Regions from separate parts of the Homo sapiens genome. Here regions 1 and 3 are each linked to region 2. Evidence: chromatin contacts called from ENCODE Hi-C or POLR2A ChIA-PET data. All regions are on one chromosome and are shown on one strand. Each heading gives the region's core, a stretch centred on a gene start or an enhancer-like site at or near the end of the contact. The rest is flanking DNA. Distances are from core to core; before and after follow the strand shown. Region 1 overlaps ADAM19 (ADAM metallopeptidase domain 19). Region 2 holds the start of CYFIP2 (cytoplasmic FMR1 interacting protein 2). Region 3 has its middle 13 kb from the start of THG1L.

Evidence for each region. A loop is a pair of places that touch in the nucleus more often than their neighbours do. ChIA-PET counts read pairs that join two places held with the same protein, here RNA polymerase II (POLR2A). Pooled maps may share reads with other maps.
Region 1: a loop to region 2 is called in a pooled map, with 2.8 times the contacts of the local background. The contact joins the enhancer-like site here to the promoter of CYFIP2 in region 2. A Hi-C loop is called at or near these places in 1 of 168 maps with a recorded cell type or tissue (naive thymus-derived CD4-positive, alpha-beta T cell), 4 of 37 single-sample maps with no recorded cell type and 11 of 50 pooled maps. POLR2A ChIA-PET finds 5 or more read pairs at or near these places in 3 of 52 experiments (B cell, T-cell and activated CD4-positive, alpha-beta memory T cell).
Region 3: a pooled map shows a loop between it and region 2 (2.7-fold over the local background). The contact joins the enhancer-like site here to the promoter of CYFIP2 in region 2. A Hi-C loop is called at or near these places in 1 of 168 maps with a recorded cell type or tissue (MCF 10A) and 14 of 50 pooled maps. POLR2A ChIA-PET finds 5 or more read pairs at or near these places in 2 of 52 experiments (B cell and OCI-LY7).

What each region holds. Positions count from the first base shown.
Region 1 is chr5:157,539,064-157,543,451 of GRCh38, forward strand. All of the region lies in intron 3 of ADAM19 (ADAM metallopeptidase domain 19), which reads right to left. Among named protein-coding and RNA genes, the nearest start is that of ADAM19, 35 kb to the right of the region's middle. RefSeq lists enhancers at 1,714-1,833, 1,974-2,073, 2,484-2,543, 2,704-2,813. Within about 2 kb of position 2,793, at least 25 of the 41 ENCODE cell types and tissues checked have a DNase peak (open chromatin) inside an H3K27ac peak, as active enhancers do; they include B cell, where a contact is called at or near this core.
Region 2 is chr5:157,263,151-157,267,372 of GRCh38, forward strand. It overlaps CYFIP2 (cytoplasmic FMR1 interacting protein 2), which reads left to right and starts at 2,973. Exons shown (of 31, transcript NM_001037333.3): 1 at 2,973-3,045. RefSeq lists a silencer at 2,880-3,399 and an enhancer at 4,080-4,189.
Region 3 is chr5:157,716,750-157,720,989 of GRCh38, forward strand. No RefSeq gene overlaps it. Among named protein-coding and RNA genes, the nearest start is that of THG1L, 13 kb to the right of the region's middle. Within about 2 kb of position 1,927, at least 3 of the 41 ENCODE cell types and tissues checked have a DNase peak (open chromatin) inside an H3K27ac peak, as active enhancers do; they include B cell, where a contact is called at or near this core.

The sequences.
Region 1 (4,388 bases), core at 1,543-4,042, 280 kb after region 2:
AACTGCTTGAACCTGGGGGGTGGAGGTTGCAGCGAGCCGAGATCACGTCATTGCACTCCAGCCTAGGTGACAAGAGCGAGACTCTGTCTCAAAAAAAAAAAAAAAAAGAGAGAGAGAAACAAATGCCCTTTGTTGATGGTGATTATCTCAGGGGTTGCAGAAGATGTTTACAATATAAGTTGCATATTTCTGAAGTTGGTTGACTTTTAAATTAACTGTCAGAGAGGTGTTTTGAAAACTGAAATTTTAATTTAAAACTGCTCTTAAAAAGAAGAAAATGTAGGCTGAGGCCAGCACAGAAAGCCAAAGGAATCTGCAGGGATAACCCAGGTTTTGAAAGAGGTGACATTTCCCAGCAAGAGAGGGTCATCGCAGAGGGTCTCTAGAATTCCTCTAGAGTCACTTCCAGCTCTAAGTTCTGGGATCGCTCAGATTTCCCTCCATCCCCAGTGTGTGGTCAGAAGGCAAATGCCACAAGAATTGTCTCCTGTACTATGTCAAGGCCTTCAACTTCTCGCCTTGGACAAGAAGAAAAGAAGCCCAACAGGAAAATGTAAAAATAAAGCAAAGCACAAACCCCAGCTTTGTGAAGAGAAATTCTCATTCACATGGAAACTTTGGGTCAGTGGCTAACCTGCCAGAATCTGTCTCCCAGTCCTTTCTCTTTCTCCTTAGCATCTAACTAGTCCAAGATTTGAGGGAGGAGTCACCCATTTGCCTGAGGGAGAAAAGCTGTAAGCCTCATGAGGGCAGAGGCCAAGCAGTTTTGCTCACTGGTTTATGTCAGTGCTTAACATTTGTTCAATGAGAAAACCACTTAACTAGTTACCGAATGAATGGATGGATGAGTAGTTCAGTGTACTAGCAGCTTAGAGCATGGTCTGGAGACTGGAAAACTGAAGTTTTGATTCCAGCTCTGACATTCACTGCCTCTACGGCCGTGAACAAGTACATGTATGTCTCTGAACCTTTGTTTCCTCTTACACAAAAAAGAGGATGATATACTCATTTGATAGGGCTGTGATGAGGATCAAACAACATAATAAATGTAGCAGACTTAATGCCATGCCTGGCACAAAGTGGAGCTGGGTAAAAGTTAGTGATAATCATTATTGCTTTCAACAGGGATTATGACAGAAGAACCCAGAAAGTTTCTCTCTCTAACTTTCCCCAGCCATGAACTCTCCAGTACATCACTTAAGAGAGGTGGTAAAACGCAATGTGCTCATTCCTGCAGCCCATTTCCTGGGTTTGCTTTCACAGACTGCGCCATGTACAGCTGGTCAGGAGTTCAGAGTTTAATAGTTCATTCCAGGTGCCAGTGGGGAAGTGTGAATTTTCCCACAGAAAATGCACTCCTGGTAAAAATATTCTCAGCCTCTTCTGAGACTTAGCAAGGGGGGAGAAATCATTCACCCAGTGACATTACCCCATCATCACAGGCCTCTCTGACCCTCAGCACTGAAAGGAACCCTAGAAATCATGTAGTCAAACCCCAATTACACTGTGAGCTCCCCAAAAACAGGGACCTTGTGTCTTTGAAGTCTTCTCCCCGGCCCCCAGCACCTAGCAAGCAGGCAGTACATGTGCATTCTGTGAATGAGTGAATAAACTCGCAAACGAATGAATGAACCTTTTATCTCGTGTAGGAATCTGCCAAATGGCTATTCACCACTGGACACCTCCAGGGAGAGGCTACTCCTGAGACTACCCACTCCATTTCTGACCACATACAGTAGTTTAATGTTTTACTCCGGATTAAAAACTACACCTCTGTCACTGGCACCCACAGGCCTTCATTCTGGCCTCTGAATCTACATAAAACAATCCGCTTTCATTTTCCACCTAATCACCCTTTCTGAAGCAGCAATATCAGCATCATCTAGAAACTAGTTAAAAATGCAAATTGCCAGGCTCCACCCAGACTCATGAATCAGACAGAAACTCTAGGGTTAGGGCCAGCCATCTGTTTGAACAACTCTGCAGCTCCCCCAAGCTAGGTCCACATACGCCCATGTGTCCAGGTGCTGCTCTCAGAACCAAAGGACGCTGCTGTCCCACAGAGAGGAGGGCACATGGTCACTGAGCAGCCCGGCCCAGCCCAGCTGCCCCATTCTCTGACCACATCTTGTTCTCATCTCCTCCCTGACGAGGGGCTGGCTCAGCAGACCGGCAGGAAGCCGTCTCTCACCATTGGATTGCATTAGGATTTTCAGGAAACGACTTGTGAGTGATGTGCATCCAGGAAGAGAAAGGACTGTGCAAGATTTCCCATTCCGCCCACTCCTTTTTTCTAGCTTTAAAAGAAAAGCAATTTCTGTTCTACCCTGCTGCCCCCTGCTCTGTCTGCTCTGTGCTCAGGAGCCCACGGACAGGCAGAAATCAGTAGGACACTCTGCCATGTCTCGGCACCATCATAATAATAGCCAGCACTAGAGTTGAGCAAAATCTGGGTCATTTAGATTCCAAAGTCCCTGAGCAAAACCTGCATCTTCAGACTCCCACCTAGGAAAATAAGCTACCCCCAAATACCGGACATAAAACATTAGGTCACTCTCTAGGGAAGAAGAACTGGAACCTGTACAAGCAGCCAGGCCCTGAAAGTACACTGCAGCCTGAAAACAGCTCAGACCCGTCTTTCCTAAGGCTCAGAAGCTTCAAACTCAGGACAATTCCTTTAAGTTCTATTTATCGTCAGACAAATTTCAAATGCCTCTCTAGGCTAAACCACCCTCTAGAGAGGAAGGAGCAGTGACACTAAAATGAATTTGCAAAACATCTTCTGGGAGCTCAAACCTTCTTCCTCCTGCTTCAGATAAGCAAACCAGTGAAGATAAAGTGATAACAATTTCCCATTTACCTTGAAAAACACCCTCTGCAGACGAGCTCAGCATAGGCGAGCATCACTCTGCTCATCTCAGTAGCAAGTTTTGCTGACACCTCCTTTCTCTGGGCCTTTCTCTATCTAATTCTTCCAAGAGTCTCCAGGCATTTATACCCTGATGATGCCTTGGGAGGTCCACTTTTCTGGTCTCTCTTATTTCACCTGGAGGGTCTTCATCCTGCCTATGTTAGTAATAATGTTCTCACCATGCGACTTAGCCCAACAACTGCACAACACCTGGAAAGACTGTTCAAAAATACACAATCCCCTCCCTTTTCTAGGGAAGGATTAAGAAATCTGTATTTTTAATAGTTTTTTTTTTTTCAGGTGATTTATGTTTTCGGGTTCTGGGAATTATTCTACTCCATTTGAGCAATTTTAACATTTTTAATTCTTTTTTTTATTTCTAGCCTCCTAATCACCTTCCAAAAGTCTAAAGATGGTGCTAACCCAGCATAGAGGGAAAGTCGGAATGCTTTGGTTTAAGCAGCAGCTGCACTAGGCAACTGCCCTTCCAAAGCCTGGAAATGAAGCAAAAGATGACTATGGTTCCTCTCAATGTCACACAAGCGTACAGCCAGGGCTGGGTGCAATGGCTCACGCCTCTAATCCCAGGACTTTGGGAGGCCGAGGCAGGTGGATCACACGAGGCCAGGAGTTCCAGACCAGCCTGGACAACAGGGCGAAAGCCCGTCTCTACAAAAAAAAATAGCCAGGTGTGGTGGCGCGCACCTGTAATCCCAGCTACTCAGGAGGCTGAGGCAGGAGAATCGCTTGAACTCGGGAGGCGGAAGCTGCAGTAAGCTGACATTGCACCACTGCACTCCAGCCTGAGTGACAGAGCCAGATTCTGTCTCAAAACATTAAATTAAAAAACACTAAGGGAGCACAGCCAAGCCTTAGACTCTCAGAGGCCTGTCTACGGTTCTCTGGACTTTATGGGAAGAGTGTGGCTTTGAAAGATGTACTATTTACAATTAATTAGGACAGCCCTTGTTCCACTCTGTAAAATCAGATGTTAACTTGTAAAAACTTAATAAGATACAACAGAAATGCAAATATTTCCATCTAGTAGAAAAGATAACCCCAAAGGTTATGATTTTACAGCCCCTAGGATATTAACTAGTTTTGTGTCTAATTTAGCAATCTTATCTCAGCATTCCTTTTTTCACTATTAAATACACACACACCGCCACACAAATACGTCTTAGTTTCCCTTATCCAATTTTAAACCAGTTTTATCATCTTGCTGGTTAGCCCATTAATTAGATAAATAAAACTTCGAGAAGTGCTCACTATGTATTTGTATAAAAATTGTTTTCACGTGAGCCACATAAACCCCCTCCATTTTCTAGACTGCAAAATGAACAGACTAATAATCACCATCAGTATCACAGCGATGCTGAGGATCAAATGAGAAAATACATTCAAATCCTAGCTCTTATAAGTCGTGTGAATTCAGACTGGTCAGTAACTTCTCCGTGCCTATGGTTTCTCATCATAA
Region 2 (4,222 bases), core at 1,723-4,222:
TTGATATCCTCTACCATTTCATTGCTGATGCACAGCTTGGGGTTGGATGTGAAGGAAATCTGAAGGCAGTAGACAGACAGCTATACATTTCAGTGGCAAAGTTTAAAAATGTCACCTATGGGTGTTCATTCCATCCATTTTTACTGAACTCCTGTTAAGTACCAGGCTCCAAGGATGCAATGGGAAAGCAAGACAGACATATCCCTGCTCCCTTAGATTTTATGGTCTCATGGTGGAATACAGGGAAGTGTGTTGACAATTATAATGCAGACTAATACGTGGGGTGATAGAGGGAGCCCAGGCAGCTAAGGACACATAGACAACTAATCTCAAGCTAACCCAGACATGTAGGAATCTTGGAGGAAGCGACATCTAGAGGAATACCAGGAAGATGAACAGAACTTCATCAGGTAAACTGGGAAAAAGTGTGGAATGTGGAGGGAGGGAATGGGGGGACAGAAACTGCCATTGAAGAAGCCTTGCATGTACGAATGTCGAGCACAACAGAGAACACAGCAAGTTTGAGGAACTAAAAGCTGTTCCTTTTAGCTGAAGCACAGCAAGCTTGTTCACATGGAGAGATAGCTGCCAGCTCTTAAAGACCCTCTCCGGCCACTGGAGAGTTTGGGCTTCATCGGGGGGCAGTGGGGAGCTAGGGAAGTGCCTTAAGCCTGGGAGGGACGTGCCCTTTAACTCATGTAATTTTCCACATTCAGAGGGAAGTTGGAGAGCATCCAACTTACTTCACTTAACAGGTGAGGAAACAGGGGTGAGGCTCCTTGCCTAAGATCATTCTTCTGTTAGTTGCAAAACTAGAACCAAAAGGCAAGCCTCTGGATTTCCAACACAGTGGCTTCAAAAGACCATACTGCTCTCCTTTATACACAAATAGAACTCAGAGGTCGGAGTTATTTTTGCCTAAGATCTAACCAAATATATATGTAATAGTCTTTTCTGTTTTTAGGCAACTTGTTCCTGAAGGTGAAAAGACAGGGAAGGAACAACAGGGAGAAATACGTCTTCCAAAAAACTATACCATCTGCAATAATATGCCCCTTAGAATGAAAATCTGATTTATTGGGATTCTCATTGTTAAGTATTTGTAATCACTGAACTTGAAATCCCAAGGATCACGGTGGAAAATGAAACATTTTTTAAAAAGGAAACCTCAGTTCTGTTTTTAAACCCATCCTCCACAAACACCCCCACAGCTTTTCACACTGAACCAGGGAAGAAATGTATGTGTGTGTATATATATATATATATAAGTCATTTTTTTCCGAAATAGCAATTTGAATTGGAATTAGCGATTTAAGATCAAACCACAAGGAATTATGGATTCTGAGCACGTGGGAAATAAGGTGAGATCAGTAAAGGAAAGCAAAGGCTTCCACAAGTCCTTTGCTGGAGCTTGAATAACGGGGCTCCTCCACAAATTGCCCTTATTAGGAACAGCTGAGTGATTAAGTATAAATTTGTGGGCCTTAGGAAACCACTCCTTATATCTACATACACTCCACAATGTCTCAAATGTTTTCAAATTATTTACCCTGTAAGGTATAAAGGGCAACTGTTATTCCCTGTGTTGCAGATACGGTGACCTCTGTGGAGCAGAGTGGTGAAGTGACCTGCTCAGGTGTCTCAAGGTTAGAATTTGGTGCAGCCTGACTTCAGCCTGGTCTGAAGGCCTACCAGGCTGGATTTCAATGAGAATTGTTTCTTTCTCTTTTTCTTTTCTCTCTTTCTTTCTCTTCTTTCTTTCCTTCTCTTCTTTCTCTCTCTTTCTTTTTCTTTCTTCCTTTCTCTCTCTCTCTCTCCCCCCGTCTCTCTCTTTCATTCTTTTTTTTTTTTTTTTGAGACAGAGTCTCACTCTGTCACCCAGTCTGGAGTGCGGCGGCAGGATCATAGCTCACTGTAGCCTCAATCTCCCAGGCTCAAGCAATCCTCCCACCTCAGCCTCCTGAGTAGCTGGGACAAAAGGTGGATGCCACCACACCCATCTATTTTTTTTTTTTTTTAATTTTTAGTAGAGATGAAGTTTCGTTGAGTTGCCCAGGATGGTCTCCAATTCCTGAGCTCAAGCAATCCTCTCTCCTCGGCCTCCCAAAGTTTTGGTATTACAGGTGTGAGCCACCGCTGGGCAGATAATTGCTTCTTTAAAGAGCCCGACACGGCAGATAAGCCTTGAAGAGAAAGGTACCTGTCCTCTCAGTGCTTCCTGCCACCTATTTGTCCGTTAGGCAATTCTTCCAGAATGAAGTTGAGGCAGGCCCCTGTAAAAGAGGTGGCAGCTTCAGGGACTCTTCTCCAGGGAACTGGAAGGGAGCGGAAGAACTTATTCTTAAGCGAAGGAGCCCTATCAGCGACCAAGCTCAATTGGTGGAAGGCCCCTTCCCCTAGCCCCAGTTGCATCTTCTGTCACTTCACCCTGCTCCTTCTCCTCAGAGCACTTTGGGCTGTAACTGGACGTTTGCTAGGTTAATTTACACCTGTTTCTCCTGGCAGGTGATAAAACTCCAAGGGGGCAGGACCCTGTCTTTTGTACACCAGTGCACACCCAAGTCCTGGCACGGTACTTGGAACAGGATAGGTAATCAATAAAGACTGGGTTGATAAAAGAGCACTTGGAAATCATGTGGGGCCAATAAGATCCGAACGCGGCCGAAGCTCTCGTCCTCGGGTTGCTGCAGGTGTGGTTCCCGGTGATGGAGGCCGTGGAAGAAGCCTTCCCTCCCTTTCCCGCCCCCAGGGCAGGAAGCCTGGGGGCTGAGCGGTCCTCCGAAACCGAGAGGCAGGTCCTGGGTGCGCCGGCGGTACAGCGGAGAGCGTGGAGAGACCCTCGCCGCAGCCATTTCCTGCCCTTTGTGTGACAGCCGCTGCGGCGAAGGGGCGGGCGCTGGGTGGGGGCGGAGCCGCGGCGGGCGGAGCAGCGGGGCCGGGGCGGGGCCGAGCGCGGCGCAGCGGAGCGGGGCAGAGCATCCTGCGCCCCGGCGCGGGGCCCTGCGGTAGCCTCAGGCCCCTCCCCTGGACCCGCCGCAGAGCCAGGTAAGCGGCCCTCGCAGGCCTCGGGCCGGGCACGGGGACTAGGATGCCGCCGGGGACGGGGATGAGGCCGTGAGGATGCGCGAAGGGCCGCCCCCTCTCCCGGCCCGCGGGGGGCGCTCGGCGCTGTGCCCGGGCTAGCCCGAGGCCCGGCCTCAGGCCCCACGCGGCCCCTTTCCCCCTCGGACCCACCGTGCGTCCCGCGGCACGGACCCTCTGCCCGGGAGGCGCGGGCACATCGCGGAGCTCCGGCGCGGCGGCGGGGGAGCCGCAGCAGCAGGTGCGCGGCCTGGGCCGGAGCCGCCAGCCCGGGAGGAGGCGGTGCTAATCTCAGGGACCGGAGACACCTGCAGCGGCCGCGAGCCCGGCAGCGGCGACATCCTCGAGTCCAGGTACTGCAGAGCGCTGGCCCCTGCCTCTGCCGCCGTGACCACCGTCACCTCCCCCAGGGCCAGCGAGAGCCGCCTGGGCCCGCCTGGCAGCCGCCTCGGGCACACAGAACGTGTGATGGGTGGGGCGAGGGGCGCAGCGTCGATGTTTGGGGGCGGAGGGCTTTGATGAGAGAGGAGCAGGTCTGACCCGCTTGGAAGCTTTCTGGCCTACACTAGCATCGCTCACCAAGCTGGCTGCGGGCACGGTGGAAGTGGGGGAAGGGGATGAGTGGGCTGACTCCTGGGGGAAAAGGTGGTTTTTTTCTTGAGCTCTGAAGAACCAGGAAGATGCTTGCCTGTCTGTTGTGGCGTCTACTTTTCAGGTCAGCCCTACCCCTCACCCCAAAGAACAGCCCACCTATGTGCAAAAGAAGAGGAGGAGGTGCTCTCTGCTTGGGGATGGGGGCAGGTAGCATGTTCCACATAAGTATGGCCCTCTATATCCAGAACCCGGCTGGAAAGGACACTGACAGCCCAGGTGCCTCCCCAGCACAGGGAATCTGATTTTGACCTTTGCTTGCCTACTTTCCCCAGCACAGTGGAAACACTCACCAGGGCTGATGAGCCATCAGCTGTCCTTCCAGCTAGGCCAAGAATGGGACAAGGATCTTTTTCTGCTAGTTCCTGGGTGCCTGTGCCCTCAGCATGGGCAGGGAGACGGAGGCAGGCCTGCTGGCAGGAGGGGCAAATCAGGAGACTGTCGGTTCCTGTGTTCCCATTTCCTGCCTCCTGTCTGTGTCCCAGTTAGG
Region 3 (4,240 bases), core at 677-3,176, 450 kb after region 2:
GCTCACTGCAACCTCCACCTACCAAGCTCAAGGGATTCTCCTGCCTCAGCCTTGTCAAGGACAATCCTTGACCTTTCTTGGCTTGTAGATGCATCACTCCAGTCTCTGCTTCCTTCCTCAGGTGCCATTCTTCCTCTCTGTGTGTGTCTCTGTTTTCTTATAAGAAAACCAGTCATAGTGGGCTAAAGGCACATCCTAATGACCCCATTTTAATTGCTTACAGTAGCCAATAGGGCAAAGACCCTACTTCCACATAAAGTTACATCCACAGATATATGGGTTAGGACTTCAACATATTTTAGGAGAGTCACAATTCCACCCAGAACATGTAGAAAAGTTAAAAAAATATATAATGGATACCCATAAAACCACCACTAGATTCAATAGTTGTTAACAGTTTGCCACTTTTGCTTTTACTACCAATCTACTTTTTTACTGTTACTATCTCATCCCTAAATACTTCTTAGTGTGTCTCCTAAGATTAGTCTTTTACACACTACATTATCATACCTGTAAAATTTAAAATTCCCTAGTATCCACTAATAAAGAGTGGCAATAGATTATATTATTACTCAAAAGTATTCACTTTCCTCTTCTCTATGGGAAGATGACACACTCTTCCCCTATAATCTTAGCGCTTGGCCATATTGCTTCAGCAAACATATTGTGAGCAGCAAGATGCACATTGTGCGGTGTAGAAGCTTTTCTAATCATTTCCTGGGTTTTGGGGTAAGACACAGGGATCAAAACAGCTATCAGGAATATAACCATAGTCAACTGGCAGTACAAGTGACTTGAACAGGAAATAAACTTTTGTTTTACAAACCACTAAAACCTAGGGTTGTTTGTAATTGCAGATTTCCCCAGTGAATTTAGAGCTGTTTTTAATGGTTTTTAGGCCAGTATCCAGTCAAGAGTTTTGCATTGTATTTGGTTGTTATGTCTCTTAAATCTCTTATTCTGGAACAGTCCCCACTTACCTTTTCTATTTTTTTTTTTTTTTTTTTTTTTTTGAGACAGTGTTGCTCTGTTGGCCAGGCTGGAGTGCAGTGGCACAATCTTGGCTTGCTGCAAACTCTGCCTCCCAGGTTCAAGCAATTCTCCTCCCTCAGCCTCCTGAATAGCTGGGATTACAGATATGAGCCACCAAGCTGGCTAATTTTTATATTTTCAGTGGAGACAGGGTTTCCCCATCAAGGCCAGGCTTGTTTCCAACTCCTGGCCTCAAGTGATCCACCCGCCTTGGCCTCCCGAAGTGCTAGGATTACAGGCGTGAGCCACCATGCCCAGCCCTCCACTTACCTTTTCTTTCTTCCCTGTTTCTCCTCCTTTTTCATTTTCCTTTTTTCTCCTAGGACACATGTTCAAAGATATTGTTCTTCTTGATAAAATTTACTTTTGAAGAAGCCAAGTCAGTGATCTTACATAATACCCTGCATCCTGAATATGTCTGATTATGTTCTTTTGGCGTGTGTGTTTTTGTTTTGTTTTGTTTTTTTAAGATGGAGTTTTGCTCTTGTCACCCAGGCTGGAGTGCAATGGTGCTATCTTGGCTCACTGCAACCTCTGCCTCCTGGGTTCAAACGATTATCCTGCCTCAGCCTCCCAAGTAGCTAAGATTACAGGCACTATCAATACAATTGCAATACAATTGCAATCAATTATAGTTATTATTTTTATCAATGCCCAAATTATCGCATATTTGGCCAGTGGGAACCCCTTTAAGCTGGCTCATCTTTTTTGAGATACACTCATTAGTCTGAGCATTTCCTTCCTTTCTGGGACAACACAGTGTCCCAGGCTCGCCTAGAATTTCCTCTGCCACAATGTGGAGCCAGCCATTTCTTCAAGGAGTTTATTTTCATTTTCATGGGGAATGGTAATTTGAAGTTAAGATCTGGATGCTTACTGCTTCTGGAGTGTCATTTTATCTCCACCCAATGGACAGAGCTGGGAAATACACTTTATTTTTTTGAGACATTATCTGGATCTGTCGCCCAGGCTGGAGTGCAGTGGTGAGATCTCAACTCACTGCAAGCTCCTCCTCCCTGGTTCAACCGATTCTCATGCCTCAGTCTCCCGAGCAGCTGGGATTTACAAGCATGCCCCACTATGCCAGGCTAATTTTTGTATTTTTAGCTCAGAGTTTCACCACATTGGCCAGGATGGTCTCAATTTCCTGGCCTCAAGCAATCTGCCCGCCTTGGCCTCCCAAAGTGCTGAGGTTACAGGCATGAGCCGCCGCACTGGGCCTGGAAAATACATTTTTAAAAATCATGAATTCAGGGCCGGGCATAGTGGCTCACACCTGTAATCCCAGCGCTTTGGCATGCGGATAGCTTGAGCCCACAAGTTGGAGACCGGCCTGGTTAACATGGGGAAACCCTGTTTTTTCTTTCTTTCTTTTTTTTTTTTTTGCTTTTAAGGAGCGGAGAGTTTAATAGGTAAGAAGGAAGGGAGAAGACAGAAGAAAGAAGCTCCCCCATACAGAGACACAGGGATGGGGGCTCCAAAGCTGAAAGAGGAGGTCCCCACCTGGCAGGGACACCAGCCAGGTATATATGCAGAGGCTGGAGGTGGTGTTTGATTTGCACAGGGCTCAAGGGATTGGTTTGACTAGGCATGACATTCACGTAGCCTGTAAAAAAGCTGACCCTCCCACCCTAGCCTTTTAATATGCAAATGTAGGGCGCCATGATGTTCTACACTCCTGGGGATATTTGGAGGTGGCCATGTTGCCAGGAACATGTGGGGAAAGGGCAGGAAGGCCACAGGAATCTCCATGTTTGGGTGGGCCCACTTTCTAATGGTCAGTATTTGCATATCAAAGGTTGGTGGGCTGCTGCTAAGAGCCAGGGATTTAAGAGAAACTTTTCCAGAGATGCTTTAAAAAACAAAAGCTTCCCTTGGCCAGGCACGGTGGCTCACGCCTGTAATCCCAGCACTTTGGGAAGCCGAGGCGGGAGGATCACGAGGTCAGGAGATAGAGACCATCCTGGCTAACACAGTGAAACCCCGTCTTTACTAAAAATACAAAAAAAAAAAAAAAAAATTAGCCGGGTGTGGTGGTGGGCACCCGTAGTCCCAGCTACTCAGGAGGCTGGGCCAGGAGAATGGGGTGAACCTGAGAGGCGGAGCTTGCAGTGAGCCGAGATTGCGCCACTGCACTCCAGCCTGGGCAACAGAGTGAGACTCTGTCTCAAAAAAAAAAGAAAAAAAGAAAACTTCCCAAGGACCTCTCTTCCTACAACATTCCCCGCTATGGAGATGCCACACTAACTGCTGTTAGAGGGTTTTGGGTTATGGTTCTTTCTGGCTACTTTCTGCTGAAAAGGGGAGTCACATGGGGGAACAGCAGCTAGGGCTCCTCCTGGGGTGGATCTAAGGGTCCTCAGAAGAATGGCATCTCCATGTGTGTTTCAGTTTACAGCACCGTTTGGAGTTTGATTGCTTCTAGGTGAGAAGAAACAATTTGAGTTATAGTATTGAGTATATAGGCTCCAAATATCAATACAAGACATATAAGCAAGAGAGTGCTTAAAAAAGGGGTTAACCAATTCCATAAAGAAGACTGGAATTTATTAAAAAGGGATTGTAGCCACTCAGAGCTGAAGCTGTCATTTTTCCTGAGCCTGTCAATAATTATGATTTGATTTTTTTTTTTTCTGAGATGGAGTTTTGCTGTTGTTGCCCAGGCTGGAGTGCAATGGTGTGATCTCGGCTCACTGCAATCTACGCCTCCCGAGTTCAAACAATTCTCCTGCCTCAGCCTCCTGAGTAGCTGGGATTACAGGTGCGTGCCACCATGCCCGGCTAATTTTTTGTACTTTTAGTAGAAACAGGAATTCACCATGTTGGCCAGGCTGGTCTCGAACTCCTGACCTCAGGTCATCTGCCTGCCTCAGCCTCCCAAAGTGCTGGGATTACAGGCATGAGCTGCCATGCCCAGCTGATTTGATTTTTAAGTACCTGTAGATTTTCCTCTACTTTACTAGCGGTGTTAATCCAAAAGCAGCATGTTTCATTTAAAACTGCATTACTAAACCCCAAAAAAGGCCTAGCAGACTCAGTGATGGTAAAACTTTCATGCTTCCTTTTTGTCAACTATTATCCCTGCTATAAAGATAATAATTAAGCAAAATACTACAGCAATGGAAACTCTCTGTCCAATATTTCAGTTTAAAGATGCTACCATGGGAGGTCTGTTCCAAGATGGCTGAATAGGAACAGCTCTGGTCTG